Linked DNA regions of Homo sapiens: regions 1, 3 and 4 are each linked to region 2. Evidence: chromatin contacts called from ENCODE Hi-C or POLR2A ChIA-PET data. All regions are on one chromosome and are shown on one strand. Each heading gives the region's core, a stretch centred on a gene start or an enhancer-like site at or near the end of the contact. The rest is flanking DNA. Distances are from core to core; before and after follow the strand shown.

Evidence for each region. Hi-C counts contacts between places; a loop is a spot of excess contacts on that map. ChIA-PET counts read pairs that join two places held with the same protein, here RNA polymerase II (POLR2A). Pooled maps may share reads with other maps.
Region 1: a map of naive thymus-derived CD4-positive, alpha-beta T cell shows a loop between it and region 2 (5-fold over the local background). The contact joins the promoter of LONRF3 here to the promoter of SLC25A5-AS1 in region 2. A Hi-C loop is called at or near these places in 1 of 168 maps with a recorded cell type or tissue (naive thymus-derived CD4-positive, alpha-beta T cell) and 7 of 50 pooled maps.
Region 3: a pooled map shows a loop between it and region 2 (8-fold over the local background). The contact joins the enhancer-like site here to the promoter of SLC25A5-AS1 in region 2. A Hi-C loop is called at or near these places in 4 of 50 pooled maps. POLR2A ChIA-PET finds 5 or more read pairs at or near these places in 2 of 52 experiments (Panc1 and activated T-cell).
Region 4: a map of gastrocnemius medialis shows a loop between it and region 2 (7-fold over the local background). The contact joins the promoter of NKAP here to the promoter of SLC25A5-AS1 in region 2. A Hi-C loop is called at or near these places in 7 of 168 maps with a recorded cell type or tissue (B cell, CD14-positive monocyte, CD8-positive, alpha-beta T cell and 2 more), 7 of 37 single-sample maps with no recorded cell type and 16 of 50 pooled maps.

The regions. Positions count from the first base shown.
Region 1 is chrX:118,972,378-118,975,988 of GRCh38, forward strand. It overlaps LONRF3 (LON peptidase N-terminal domain and ring finger 3), which reads left to right and starts at 2,241. Exons shown (of 11, transcript NM_001031855.3): 1 at 2,241-3,220. The coding sequence starts at 2,404.
Region 2 is chrX:119,467,585-119,470,866 of GRCh38, forward strand. SLC25A5-AS1 (SLC25A5 antisense RNA 1) reads right to left here and starts at 1,536. Exons shown (of 1, transcript NR_028443.1): 1 at 1-1,536. SLC25A5 (solute carrier family 25 member 5) reads left to right here and starts at 860. Exons shown (of 4, transcript NM_001152.5): 1 at 860-1,042; 2 at 2,077-2,563; 3 at 2,789-2,929. The coding sequence starts at 932. RefSeq lists silencers at 540-919, 1,410-1,649.
Region 3 is chrX:119,013,942-119,017,029 of GRCh38, forward strand. It overlaps LONRF3 (LON peptidase N-terminal domain and ring finger 3), which reads left to right. Exons shown (of 11, transcript NM_001031855.3): 10 at 266-415. Among named protein-coding and RNA genes, the nearest start is that of LONRF3, 41 kb to the left of the region's middle. RefSeq lists a silencer at 1,560-1,619. Within about 2 kb of position 1,575, at least 11 of the 41 ENCODE cell types and tissues checked have a DNase peak (open chromatin) inside an H3K27ac peak, as active enhancers do; they include Panc1, where a contact is called at or near this core.
Region 4 is chrX:119,942,234-119,945,641 of GRCh38, forward strand. It overlaps NKAP (NFKB activating protein), which reads right to left and starts at 1,518. Exons shown (of 9, transcript NM_024528.4): 1 at 987-1,518. The coding sequence starts at 1,372. RefSeq lists an enhancer at 1,255-1,755.

The sequences.
Region 1 (3,611 bases), core at 991-3,490, 490 kb before region 2:
CCTGAGGTCAGGAGTTCGAGACCAGCCTGACCAACATGGAGAAACCCCGTCTCTACTAAAAATACAAAAAAATTAGCCAGCTGTGGTGGCACGTGCCTGTAATCCCAGCTACTTGGGAGGCTGAGGCAGGAGAATCACTTGAACCTGGGAGGCGGAGGTTGTGGTGAGCTGAGATCGTTCCATTGCACTCCAGCCTGGGCAACAATAGCCAAACTCCATCTCAAAAAAAAAAAAAAAATCTAGCTCAGGTCTGACCCCGACTAAATGGACAATCTTCCATTGATTTCCCATCCCCTCAACCCCGGTTCAAGCCACCATCCACAGCATTTGGACTAGTCATTTGTACTTAAGTAACTGAGTTAGTATCATGAAATTTGGTCTTAGGATCAAAGCCACTCAAGGTTAGAGCTGGAGGGAACCTTGGAGATTAAGAGAAACTAAGGTTTGGAGAACCTACCTAAGGTTTCATAGCAAATATGTGACAAATCCAAGGCTTCAAGCCAAGTTTTCCAATGTGTCCCTCGTGCTTTCCTGACTACATCTGGAGTTTCTCTATTTCTTCTTCTCCTTCTCCTTCTTCTTCATTTTTTTTTTTTTTCGTGTGTGTGTCTTTTTTCCCCTATGTGATGCTTCCTTTCTGCCCTGTGACCCTCTCCCTCTGTCCTGTCTTATTAGAAAGAGGCTCTAGAGCTGGCTGCATAGTACCTGTTCTCTGGGACCTTGGTGTTGATCTAAGACTGGTTTAACTACCTAAAGAGAAGCAGAGACCCGAGGGGGCCTGCCATAACCCAACTCTGAAACATGACTTAATCCCAAGTAAGATCAGCTCTAACATTTGTTCAGAAGCAAAAATGATGGATTCTAAAGTTTGACTTCCCCAAGGTCATCTGGCTAAGAGGTGGCTGCAGCAGGGGGCAACAATAGGTCTTCAGGCCCCTGGGGCGGCAACCTGGCACTGCCCAAGAGCCCGCAGGCTCTGAAGGCCAACTGAGCCAGCGGCAAGCCTAGTCCCTGCCTCCCTGCTTGGAGCAGTGCGACTATACCGTTTTCTGTCTGCTCATTTGTGAGCTTGGTTCCCGTCCTAAATGTGGGGGTTCAAGGCAGACAAAGAGTGTGCAGTTGGCCACCCCGCTCGCCTTCAGGAAGTGTGTAGGACACCGTCGAGGCCCCCTAGCCATTGTAAACCAGGCGCTGAGGCTCGTGCCCAGTTGTACCCTTCCCGCGCAGCGCTCAGGAGCGACAAACCTGGAGGCTATTCGGTCTGCCACTGGGCTGTGCCGGGATTCGCGGACTTTCTCCTGAATAGCGCTCTCAGCTCGCGTCTTCCCCCTGCCACTCTCCCACGCCCCCAGAGTACCCACCGACCCCAGCAGGCCGGGTACATCCCTGCCGCGCCCATCCGGCCAGTGGCTCCAGGGGCCGGCCTGGTGTGTCTCCAGCTGGGCGCCTACCGCCTGCCCCAGCGCTAGTTCTGGCGTTGGGGGTAGAGAGGTAAAGAGGGGAGTTAGCGGGGCATCTCCCTCCCAGGGCTGAGCCGGCAAGCGCATCTTCTCCGCGAGTTCCTCACTGTCCAGCGAGCGCTGCCCAACTTCTGCGCCGGTGGGACCCGCTGCTCTGAGTCACTCTTGGCACAGAACACCAAGCACCCTCAGAAACCGAATTCACCACCTTTGGGAGGCTCCTGGGAGAAGGCAAGGAACCCAGGCGGGGCTCCCAGGGCTCTCGGGCTGGGACTGGGTTGTGTGTGTGTGGGGGGGCTTCACGGATACCCCTCCCAACCTGCTTCCTTTCCCTGACAGCAGCCATCTCCCCCAAGAGGGAGAGTCTTAGGCGTCCCGGAAGACCCTGCGGACTGTGCACCTCGAGGTACCAGCCTCTCCTGGGAGGAGTGGGGGGCCGCTGGTCAGCGGCTGGCAGAGGGGACCTGTTTGCTGGCCCGTTTGGAGGTGGGATGGAGTGGGGTTTGGAGACTGAGAAGCCCAAGAGAAGACACTGAGTTTCTCCCCACCCCACAACCCCACTTCCGAAAAAGAACCAGGTGGTGAGGAGGAATAAGGCGAAGTGTAAACACAAACAACCTCAAAAAGAAGCCAAGAAAAGCGAAGCCCAAAGAAGCAAGAGCAACACTGTTACAAAACTGTCTGGTTTTGTAACAATTTCCCCGCCGCCGGCCAATGAACAGCGTGGCGGCACGTCACGTGGTACCGTTTTATATAACACTTTGCTGAGACAAGACAGTTATTAGGCGGCGCGGGGCGGCCGGCATGGAGCTCCCGGAGGCGCGGCAGGGTCAGGAGCTCGGTGGCATGGCGGCGGTGGCTGCCCCGATTTCCTCCAGCTGCCACTCCTTGCTTCGTGTCCCCGGTCCCTAGACGCCTCGTCTCCTCCCGTGTCCCTCTTCCCATGGAGTCAGTACGGATCGAACAGATGCTGAGCTTGCCCGCTGAGGTCAGCAGCGACAACTTGGAGTCGGCGGAGCGAGGGGCATCAGCGGCCCAAGTAGACATGGGCCCCCACCCAAAGGTGGCTGCAGAGGGCCCCGCACCTCTACCGACGCGGGAGCCAGAGCAAGAGCAGTCTCCGGGGACCTCAACGCCGGAGAGCAAAGTCCTGCTCACGCAGGCAGACGCCTTGGCGTCCCGGGGGCGAATCCGTGAAGCCCTCGAGGTGTATAGACAGCTCTCCGAGCGGCAGCAGCTGGTGGCTGAGCAGCTGGAGCAGCTGGTGCGCTGCCTGGCGGAGAAAGTCCCGCAAGGCGAGGCGCTGGCGCCGGCGCCCCCGGACGAGGGTAGCACTGCAAGCGGCACCGTGGCGGCGGAAGAGACGGGGGCCGCCGCGGCTGCGGCGGCCACCGAGGTGTGGGACGGCTTTAAGTGCCGGAAATGTCATGGGTTTCTATCAGACCCCGTGTCCTTGTCGTGTGGCCACACCTTTTGTAAACTGTGCCTGGAACGTGGGCGGGCCGCCGACCGGCGCTGTGCGCTGTGCGGGGTCAAGCTCTCCGCCTTGATGGTGGCCACTGGGCGGGCGCGTGGAGCCCGGCGGGCTGGGCAGCAGCCGCCGCCGCCGCTGCGAGTCAACGTGGTGCTCAGCGGCCTCCTCGGCAAGTTGTTTCCAGGCCCAGCGCGAGCGTCGCAACTCCGGCACGAGGGCAACCGACTGTACCGCGAGCGCCAGGTGGAGGCGGCACTGCTCAAGTACAACGAGGCAGTTAAGTTGGGTGAGTCCAACGCGCTGCCGGGCCGGGGCTGGGGCTCGGTGGCTACATGAGGGAGCGGGAGAACAAACCCCGCAGCGAGAAGGGATTTGGACCAGGGCAGAAGAGGGGGCGGGGGACCCATGGACTGTGGCGGGGTGGGGGAGGGGTGATTCTGGGGCTGGGTCTCTGAGTTTGTTCTGTTTTCACTGCTTATCTGTGTTTCACTGTGTTTGTGTTGATCTCGGTTGCTTTTTGTCTTTTCCTGCTACTTCTGTTAGCTTTTGTGTTCCTGTCTCTCAGTCCCCGTTCCTGTCTGTGTCTCCTTGCTTCTGGTTCTTTTTCTCCGTCTCTTCGTATCTTTGTCACTGTTTCTTTCTTTTTCGGTGTCACTGTCTCTGTTCCTCTGACTCTC
Region 2 (3,282 bases), core at 286-2,785:
ATTTCCCCACCCCCAGCCCAGTCCTTTGGACTCTCCCAGGCCAATTCCTGGCAAGATCTTTGTCGAACTGTATTTGCAAACCAGGGTCTGGGGCACGGTGGCAGTTCCTTCGTCTGCTGTTCCCTTAATTTCGTCTGGTTTCACTGGCTCCAGGACAGCACACGGTCTAGAGTGGGAAGAGTGAGGCATTCACCTTGGTGAAAAACAACTCAGTAATTAAGACAAATGATTTTTCATGTACTATTTTAAAAAAATCAGAAGCAATGCAAAAATCCATGATGAACAAATGATCAACATTTGAAATACAGACAGGATCCCAACCTGCACTTGCATGACCTTGTCTCGCTTGCCTCACCCTAAACCCAGCCTTGACACTCCAATTAAACTTTATTTACAAAACAAGGGGGCCGGCCAGTAGGATGTAGTTTGCCCATACGACTTTTTTAAAGTATCGCATTGACTACTGTTTATCTCGATGACTGAAGGGTTCTTTTGGCATCCCTGTAGCAAATGCGTCTCACCCTAGTCCTGGTCCTGCTCCAAGGGTTTTTGTCCAGGCACATCGTGACCTCACCCTTCCTCCCCTCTCCGAGGCCTCTCTCAGGGTCCAGCGTTCAAGTCCCGGGTGTTCTCTGGACCCGCCCCTTCCTCTCGCCGGGTCAGGTGCCGAGGGCGAGCACGGGCGGCGCGGAGAGCAGTCCCGGCCCGCCCTCCACGACTCCTCCTCCTGCGAGCTGGGCCACTCAGCGGCTCTGCCGCCCAGCGCGCCGGGGCCCAGACCCCGCCCCGGCCCCGCCTCCGACGCCTGCCGCTCCAGCTCCGGCTCCCCCTATATAAATCGGCCATTTGCTTCGCTCCGCCCCGCAGCGCCGGAGTCAAAGCCGGTTCCCGGCCCAGTCCCGTCCTGCAGCAGTCTGCCTCCTCTTTCAACATGACAGATGCCGCTGTGTCCTTCGCCAAGGACTTCCTGGCAGGTGGAGTGGCCGCAGCCATCTCCAAGACGGCGGTAGCGCCCATCGAGCGGGTCAAGCTGCTGCTGCAGGTACGTCCTGGGATCCAGGAGCCCAACCAGGAAGTGGGGGGAAGGGTCGCACAGAAGGCGGGCGCCCGAGGGGTGGCGGGGAGCGAACTCTAAAGACATGGCCAGGGAAGCGGCTTAGGAGAGGCCAGAGCGGGGCGCAGAGGCAGAACAGAAGTCAAACTGGTGGGAGGCGCCTTTAGTGACCTGAAGTAGTGAGTCTAGGAAGGGGCCGGGGGCAGAGGGCAGGACCAGGCTCTCGGCATCTCCGAGGCGGCGGACTCGGATGGAGCAGTTTCTGAGTGACGGCCTCCCCGGGCCTGGGCGTCAAGGGCGAAGGCCGAAAGCCGGCGTTAGAAAGAGGAACGCCAGTTCTTACCGAAGACCTCAAGGTCGCGGCAAGGAGATAACTGCCCGGGGGAGGCCATGCGCCCGGGTCCAGCGGCCTCCCAGCCCGCGGACGCGCTCAAACCTCGCCGGGCCGGAAGCCGGCGCCGGGAAGCGCGTGTGCCTTTTACGTCCGCCCCCGCGCAGCCGCGGCCGCTGCCGCCGCGTCTCCGCCTGCCTCCCTGCGCCGCGCGCTCTCCAGTGCCGGCTCTAGAGGGCGCTCCTGGGCTAGCGTGTAGGGCTGGCGGCGGCGGCGCTCGGGTCACCTCTGGGAGCGGAGTGGGGGCGGAGCGAGACGGAAGCAGCTCAGGAGACTTGAGGCGTAGGCTGCGGTCCCCAAGGTGACCGCGCCCTATGTGGGACTCGCCCTAATGCCTCTGAACCTGGGTTTGAGGTAATGACCTTTCTCCTAGGTCTGAAGGTCACGGGTCCGCTGGAGGATGCCCCCTCTCCACTCAGAGGGGTGGAGGCTTAATGCTACTGGTGCAGATCACCTCTTCCCCTGTGACAGCCTCAGAGGGTTGGGAGGGTCCAGCCAGTATGATATACGAAGACTAGATTTGAGAGAGGGGAGCCTACCTTAAAGGGCATTGATCGAGATGGCATAAGCTCTTCTCTTTCCCTTCCCCATGGTTATAACTGTCCCTGTTGGCTTCCTTCCTGTCTGTTAGGTGCAGCATGCCAGCAAGCAGATCACTGCAGATAAGCAATACAAAGGCATTATAGACTGCGTGGTCCGTATTCCCAAGGAGCAGGGAGTTCTGTCCTTCTGGCGCGGTAACCTGGCCAATGTCATCAGATACTTCCCCACCCAGGCTCTTAACTTCGCCTTCAAAGATAAATACAAGCAGATCTTCCTGGGTGGTGTGGACAAGAGAACCCAGTTTTGGCTCTACTTTGCAGGGAATCTGGCATCGGGTGGTGCCGCAGGGGCCACATCCCTGTGTTTTGTGTACCCTCTTGATTTTGCCCGTACCCGTCTAGCAGCTGATGTGGGTAAAGCTGGAGCTGAAAGGGAATTCCGAGGCCTCGGTGACTGCCTGGTTAAGATCTACAAATCTGATGGGATTAAGGGCCTGTACCAAGGCTTTAACGTGTCTGTGCAGGGTATTATCATCTACCGAGCCGCCTACTTCGGTATCTATGACACTGCAAAGGGTAAGTTTGCTGTGGGCTTTAACGTTGTGTTCTTAGGAGACAGTTTAAAAGAGCATTGTACCAACCTAACAGTCCAAGAGCTAAAGAGTTGTTTTTTTAATTGCTAAAGGAAGCCAAGATCATCCAATGCAACCCTTGTGTACAGATGACGTGTTTAGGGGATGTGGGGAAAGGAAGTCAGTAAAACTCTGCTTTTTGGTAAAAGCATCTCTTTCCTATTCCCAGGAATGCTTCCGGATCCCAAGAACACTCACATCGTCATCAGCTGGATGATCGCACAGACTGTCACTGCTGTTGCCGGGTTGACTTCCTATCCATTTGACACTGTTCGCCGCCGCATGATGATGCAGTCAGGGCGCAAAGGAAGTAAGTTCCACTTGAGCAGAAGATAAAGTTGTAGTCGTGGGGCAATCTGCTGCCACAAACTGGTGATACATACCTTTAAAATGGCTGTCTGTCCAAGTCAAGGGATGGGGTTGATAGCATCTGTGTCTGTTCCACAACTGCCTTTGAGCTGGCCCTTCAGATGCCTATGAATGAGGGTGCTTAAATGGTGTTAGAGGTTAAGACCAATGGGTAGTCTGTATTCCTGTGGTCATAGCATTAATATTTCAGTGTTGCCCATGCTAATGTGTGAATGTTGGATTTAAAGCTGACGTTCTTAGAGGTGGGGCTCTGCTTTATTTAGCCTAGTGAATCTTAGGATTTTTCATCGGCCT
Region 3 (3,088 bases), core at 325-2,824, 450 kb before region 2:
TTGAATCTCTGGTTTTCTGCATGTTTTGCTGTTTCAGCTAATCTACCCAGCTGAACCTTTCTCCTTCCTCCATGGTCAGCAGTATCTACACACTGTCCAGCACTTGACTAAGGGGCATTTCACATCAAGCAAAGGAGAAAGCTGAATGGGTGAGCCTTCCCATAGGAAGGCAGGATGGATGCTCAAAGCGAATCAGGTGTCAAAAGTGACTCTGGGAATGATGGAGAGGGTACAGAATGTTTCACTTCCACTTTGATACTTTCAGGTTCAGGGAGAGGATTGTGCTGAGCTCATGGGATTACATAACTGTGTCTATCAGCAAGCATCATTGTGGTTTCATTCGCTCAAATTATCCCTAAAGAATCGGATACTCAATCACTTTGGTCCCATGCCGGAGAAAGACGCCGATCCTCAGGTATAGAAAAATGTCTATTTTTAAACGGGTTGTCCCACTAGAAGAGAGTGCCTAGTGTTTGTGATTAGATGGGTATGTGGCTGCCATTCAGCACATCGAATGCAGAGAGGAAGATGGATTTAATTTGGTGTTGTTTGGCTGCACAGTGAGCGTCATGAGTAAGACCAAAAAGATCCCAAGTTAGAATCGGGGTAACTAAAGTAAAGCAGTAGGAACTTGGATCCAAGGCAGGTTTTGAGAACTAAGTAAGATAAGAGAATGGGAACATAGATATCACCAACAGAAGAACCTTCCATGGGAGTCCAGATTCACACCATGGTAGTGTTAGGGTGACAAGTTACATGCAAAGGCCAGGACTTAAGAGAAGGGTATCCTGGGAGCTGAGACCAAAAGCTGCTGCTTTCAGGTAACTTCATAACCCTCTCCCTCATTGCTTTGGGAACTAGGGGATAGGGCCAGCTACCCTTATAAGATTACAACTGCAAGACCACAAAAACTTTTCGTGCCTCGGTCTATCTATGCTTCGCCCTGCAAGTCTAGACCCTTGCTATTGTCCTCACCAGGGCTGAACAGCTCTGTTCATCATTAAATACTGTTAGTTGAGTTATACTAGACAGTAGTTTGTTAGGTTCTACTGATCAGTGTTCTTCCTGGGGGATAGGCCTATTTGAAAGATCAAGCTGCAGATCAGAAGCTCCCTAGGAGAGTGGAGATGGTTAAGTTTCACTAAGCTTTGCTTGCCTGGAATAAATCAGGGAATACTGTCTTTCTAGGATAAGGCTGGAGATATCCTAACCACATATTTCCTCACGACCATCTCTTCCTATGCTCCAAGCTGGCTCTCCTACATTGATTCTTTACTTATGCTCATCCCCAACTCTGTCACAAAAGAAAAAATCTCAATATGCATATTCTGACCAAAAGTCTGGTCCTGCTTACCTCACTAGCAGTATGACCTTGGGAAGATTCCTTTCCCTTTCTCAACTTTTGTCCCATCTCTGACATGAGGAGGGTTCTAAAGCCCCCTCTTCCTCTTGCATTCTGAGGTTCTAAGACACCAGTCTGTTCCCTAAATGAAATGTCTTGCTTTCCTCAGACCACAAAGGTGGCTTCTTTCCCCCCCCATGCAAAGGCATCATGAGTTTTCAAGGGAGAAAGGCCAGTTAGTGCTTCCTGTGACCCAGCTCCTGGCTCTGGGCCACGATGAGTCAGGACTGCAGCATATACCTCTGAGCAAACTCACGATCAAGCTTAATGTTCCCCTTCACCTTCCGGGAAGCGTTCTCCCTTAGGCAAAAGATACAGATCAGCAATGGTAACGGGAAAACACAGATGCTACAGTGTGATTCATAAAGGCTAATGACAGAGAAAGTTGAAATCTTGGGTTTCACTTCCTTTTTTCTTAGTTCTGTTATTATGTTGCTTTGGCAGCAGCAGCACCAGCAAAAAAGAAAAACCCATACCCATCCCAGTTTGCTCCAGTCAATGCTGCATCCCCAGTGGTCCCACAAATAAGCATGTTCTGTCAGGAGGATGTTTCTTAGAAACTGCCACAAGTGTTAATACCAGCTTAAATATCTTTGTTGGTGATCCTTGGAAAGAAAGTTCAGAACATCAGTCTAATATTCAGAACTGATCATAGGAGGGAGAGCATATTGCCAGCTTCAGGGAGGGACAAAAAAGAATGCAAATGAAGTTAGAGGCACAAAGAAGCAAAGAAGGCAGTGAGATTTGGTGACGATCAGAGGAACCAATTTGGAGCCAAATAATTTCAGGTGTAGGCACTTTGACCAGAATGGTTCTCTATAGTCCTAAAACCAAACTTGTGAAAGTTGTGGGCAGAAAGCTCGTTTTAGGCTTAGAAGGAAATAAGTACCCAATGTCTAAAATATGTGCCAGGGAAGCTGCTTTGGGGAAGGATTTATGTGGAATGGGAAAGCTCTTTATTAAAAGGAAATCTAGGGGCAGAATATATTTCTTTCTTTCTTTCTTTCTTTTTTTTTTTTTTTTGAGACGGAGTCTTGCTCTGTCGCCCAGGCTGGAGTGCAGTGGCATATCTCAGCTCACTGCAAGCTCCGCCTCCCAGGTTCACGCCACTCTCCTGCCTCAGCCTCCGGAGTAGCTGGGACTACAGAAGCCCGCCACCGCGCCCGGCTAATTTTTTGTATTTTTAGTAGAGATGGGGTTTCGTCGTGTTAGCCAGGATGGTCTCGATCTCCTGACCTCGTGATCCACCCGCTGGCCTCCCAAAGTGCTGGGATTACAGGCGTGAGCCACTGTGCCCGGCCCTGGGGCAGAATATATTTCTAATGTGAATGTTTTCTAATTGGAATTTTTGCAAAGTGAGATTGTGATTCTTTGGGACTGTAAATCATAGCCTTTGGTTTCAGGGGAGAAGAGAGCTATGGCCCTGTATAGTGACATGGTATACATGGACTATTGCCTTCAGCCACATCAAGGAAATGAGGGGACTTAAAAGACATGCAAAGGTCAAGGGGTCATGGGAATCGAAGGCCTGAATGTTAAATGCATCAGTCCAAAGGACCTCAACAGAATATTAGAAGTGGAAGAGACTACATAGTAGATACCAGCTTGTAAAATCACATTGGCTAGGAGGCATGGTGTATCTGTTAGGATACTGGTTGGTTTGCTTTAACAAGAAACAAAAATGAC
Region 4 (3,408 bases), core at 268-2,767, 470 kb after region 2:
AGGCCAACGTGGGAGGATCACTTGAGCCCAGAAATTCGATACCAGCCTGGGCAACATGGTGAAACCCTGTCTCTACCAAAAAATACGAAAATAAGCCGGGTGTGGTGGTGCGCACCTATAGTCCCAGCTATGAGGGAGGCTGAGGTGGGAGGATCACTTGAGCCCAAGAAGGTGGAGGCTGCAGTGAGCCAAGATTGCACCACTGCACTCCAACCTGGGCGACAGAGCTAGACCCTGTCTCAAAAACAAAACAAAACAATCCCCAAGCTATGCATTTTTCCACTCCAATACTCACTTTGATTAGAGATCTAGTCTCATCCTGGCGTCATTTTTCGAGGTCAAGACTGAGACCACTTAACAAGACCTTCCTCAAAGTGGGGTCATCTATAGCTTATCAGATCACTTTTCCTACATGCATCTAATCGTCTTGTCTGAGGGGAAGGTTTATTTCCTCTCCAACTTAAACCCTTGATTTCATTCCTTCCTAATTCCCCACAAAACGTTTCTACATAAATATCCTGTTATCTCAGACCTGTAAGTTCCTTCATTCAACAAGCAATGGTTGAGCGCCTATAAAGTACCAGGCACTTAGAATTCTGTGATCAGAATTCTCCTCCGTTCACTGGCTCCTCCTTTCCATGAGCTCAGTCTAGTGGGGAATACAAATATATTCACGAATGATAATGACACAACCAGGTAAATGCTACAGTTCTGGTAGGTCTGAACTCTCGGCAATATTCGCTAACAAGACAGGAGGCGGAAGGGGGTAGCGGGAGACCAGGGCACTATATGAAGGGGCCTGAGGGTAAGGGAAAATGAAAAGGACGAATAAAGGGTTGTCGTGGGTGGATTAAAGAAAGGGATGAAAATGGGCGCAAGGCAAGCAGAGTGAGCGAAATGCGAATAGTCAGAAGCGGAATGAATGATAGATCGGACTCCAAAGGCACGTAGGCTCGTACAAGAGAAAGTGCGGCCGTCTCACTCACTTCTGCCGCAGGCTCTCCTCCCTCTCCTTGTCGAGGAGGCTAGGCCAAGGCTTGTCGCTCCCGTAGGGGCGCGAGTAGCTGCCGTAATAGACTGACGAGGAGGCAGAAGCGAAGGGGATGCCCCGGGGCGCAGAGGGCCGCTCTCTAGAACGCGACCGCGAGCGTGAGCGGTAGGACTGGTTTCGGGAGCCTTGGCTGAGGCCACCCAGCTGATGGGTGAGTCCATTCCGGTCCCCGGACCGAGAGCAAGAGTGCGAGCGAGAGCGGCGGCCCCGCGGGGAGCGGGCAGATTTGCTGGGCTTCGGACTCTTCGACGAACTGCGACGTCTTCCCCCCGAGCCCGAGGCCTCCCTATCCGGGCTGCGTGAGCCGGACACCGGAGCCATGGCTACTGGGGGGCCCCAGCAGCCGTGGGACAAGGGGGCGCTCTCGCGAGCCTAGGAAGATGTCTGTTGCCTTGGTTCCCGGGACCTGCCGCTGCGGAACAGCCCAAATCTGAGGAAACCTTGGACACAGTTCTGGGTACTTCTGCAAAACCCTTCCCCGGATCTAGGCGGTCGTCACCGACAGGAAGCGATGTGTGCATCAATATAAATAAGCCGGTGGGGCAACTAGATTGCGTGCATCCTTCCAGTTCCGAGTGAGGCTCCTCAAGTCTAAGCAAGAGACCAAGTTCTTTCTCAGCCTTGAACTTGAAACACTTGAAGGGAAGTATATATTTCAAACACAATATACAGTATACATTTCACTGAGTGGCCGTATGAACAAGACAGTTAATTCTGCTTGTGTTTCCTGTGCTTTCTGTGTGTATTTATATATAAATGTGTGTGTGTGTGTGTATGTCATGTATGAAAGTATGAATGTGTATTTTCTTTTTCTTTCCAATCCCAAGCAAATCGGGAGGGTTTTTCGCGACTGGGGATTAGCTATGGTGTCTAAGCCCCATATTGCCGTGTTAGCTTAGAGGGCGCAAATTTTGTTAATGACTCGCGCCTGATAAACTTCAATTAAGTTTCCCGCCTAGAGAAAAACTGCATACTTATCCCCTAGCCACCGTCTCCACCAATATGCCCCAGCAAAAGGAGGTTTTTTTTTTTTGAGACTGGAACTCACTCTGCTCACTCTGTCGCCCAGGATGGAGTACAGTGGCAAGATCTCAGCTCCCTGCAAACCTCCGCCTCCCCGGGCTCAAGCTATCCTCCCACCTCAGCCTCCTGAATAGCTGGGATTACAGGCGCATGCGACACCAAGCCTGGGTAGTTTTTTTTTTGAGGGGGGTCGGGGGAAACAGGGTTTCACCTTGTTGCCCAGGTGGTCTTGAACTCCTGGGCTCAAGCGATCCGCCAGCCTCGGCCTCCCAAAGTGCTAGGATTATAGGTGTGAGCCACTGCGTCTGGCTTGTATTTTTTTCCCCAAAAAGTGTCATTTTATTTTTTATTTTTTTATTTTTGAGACAAGGGCTCCCTCTGTCATCCAGGCTGGAGTGCAGTGGCTATCCTGGCTCACTGCAACCTCCGCCTCCCAGGTTCAAGTGATTCTCCTGCCTCAGCCTCCTGAGTAGCTGGGATTACAGACATGTGCCATCATGCACAGCTAATTTTTTATTATTTTTTAAATTTGTACAAATCTATGGGATACATGTGAAATTTTGTTACATGTATATAATGTGTAGTGATGACGTCAGGGTATTTAAGGTGTCCATTATCTGAGCACAATACATTTTTGTTAAGTGTACTCTCGGCCTGGTATGGTGGCTCACGTCTGTAATCCCAGCACTTTGGGAGGCAGAGGCGGGTGGATCACTTGAGGTCAGGAGTTTGAGACCAGCCTGGCCAACATGGCGAAACCCTGTCTCCACTAAAAATACAAAAATTAGCTGGGCCTGGTGGCACGTGCCTGTAATCTCAGCTACTAGGGTGGCTGAGGCACGAGAATCGCTTGAACCCGGGAGGCTGAGGTTGCAGTGAGCCGAGAGTGAGATTGCACCACTGCACTCCAGCCTGGGCAACAGAGTGAGACTGTGTTTCCAAAAAAAAATAGTGTACTCTCACTCTACCATGCTGTCAATATCAAACATTGAATTTGGGGCTGGGCATGGTGACTTACACCTGTAACTCCAGAAATTTGGGAGGCCGAGGCGGGCCAATCACTTGAGCCCAGGAGTTGGAGACCAGCCTGGGAAACATAGGGAGACCCTGTCTCTACAAAAAATTTAAAAATTTGGCGAGTGTGGTGGTGCATGCCAGCTACTCAGGAGACTGAGGTGGGAGGAACACTTACTTGAGCCCGGAAATCGAAGTTGCAGTGAGCCGTGATTGATCCACTGCACTCCATGGGCGACAGAGTGAGACACTGTCTTAAAACAACAACAAAAACCATTGAATTTATTTCTTCTATCTTACTGTATGTTTGTACCCTTTAA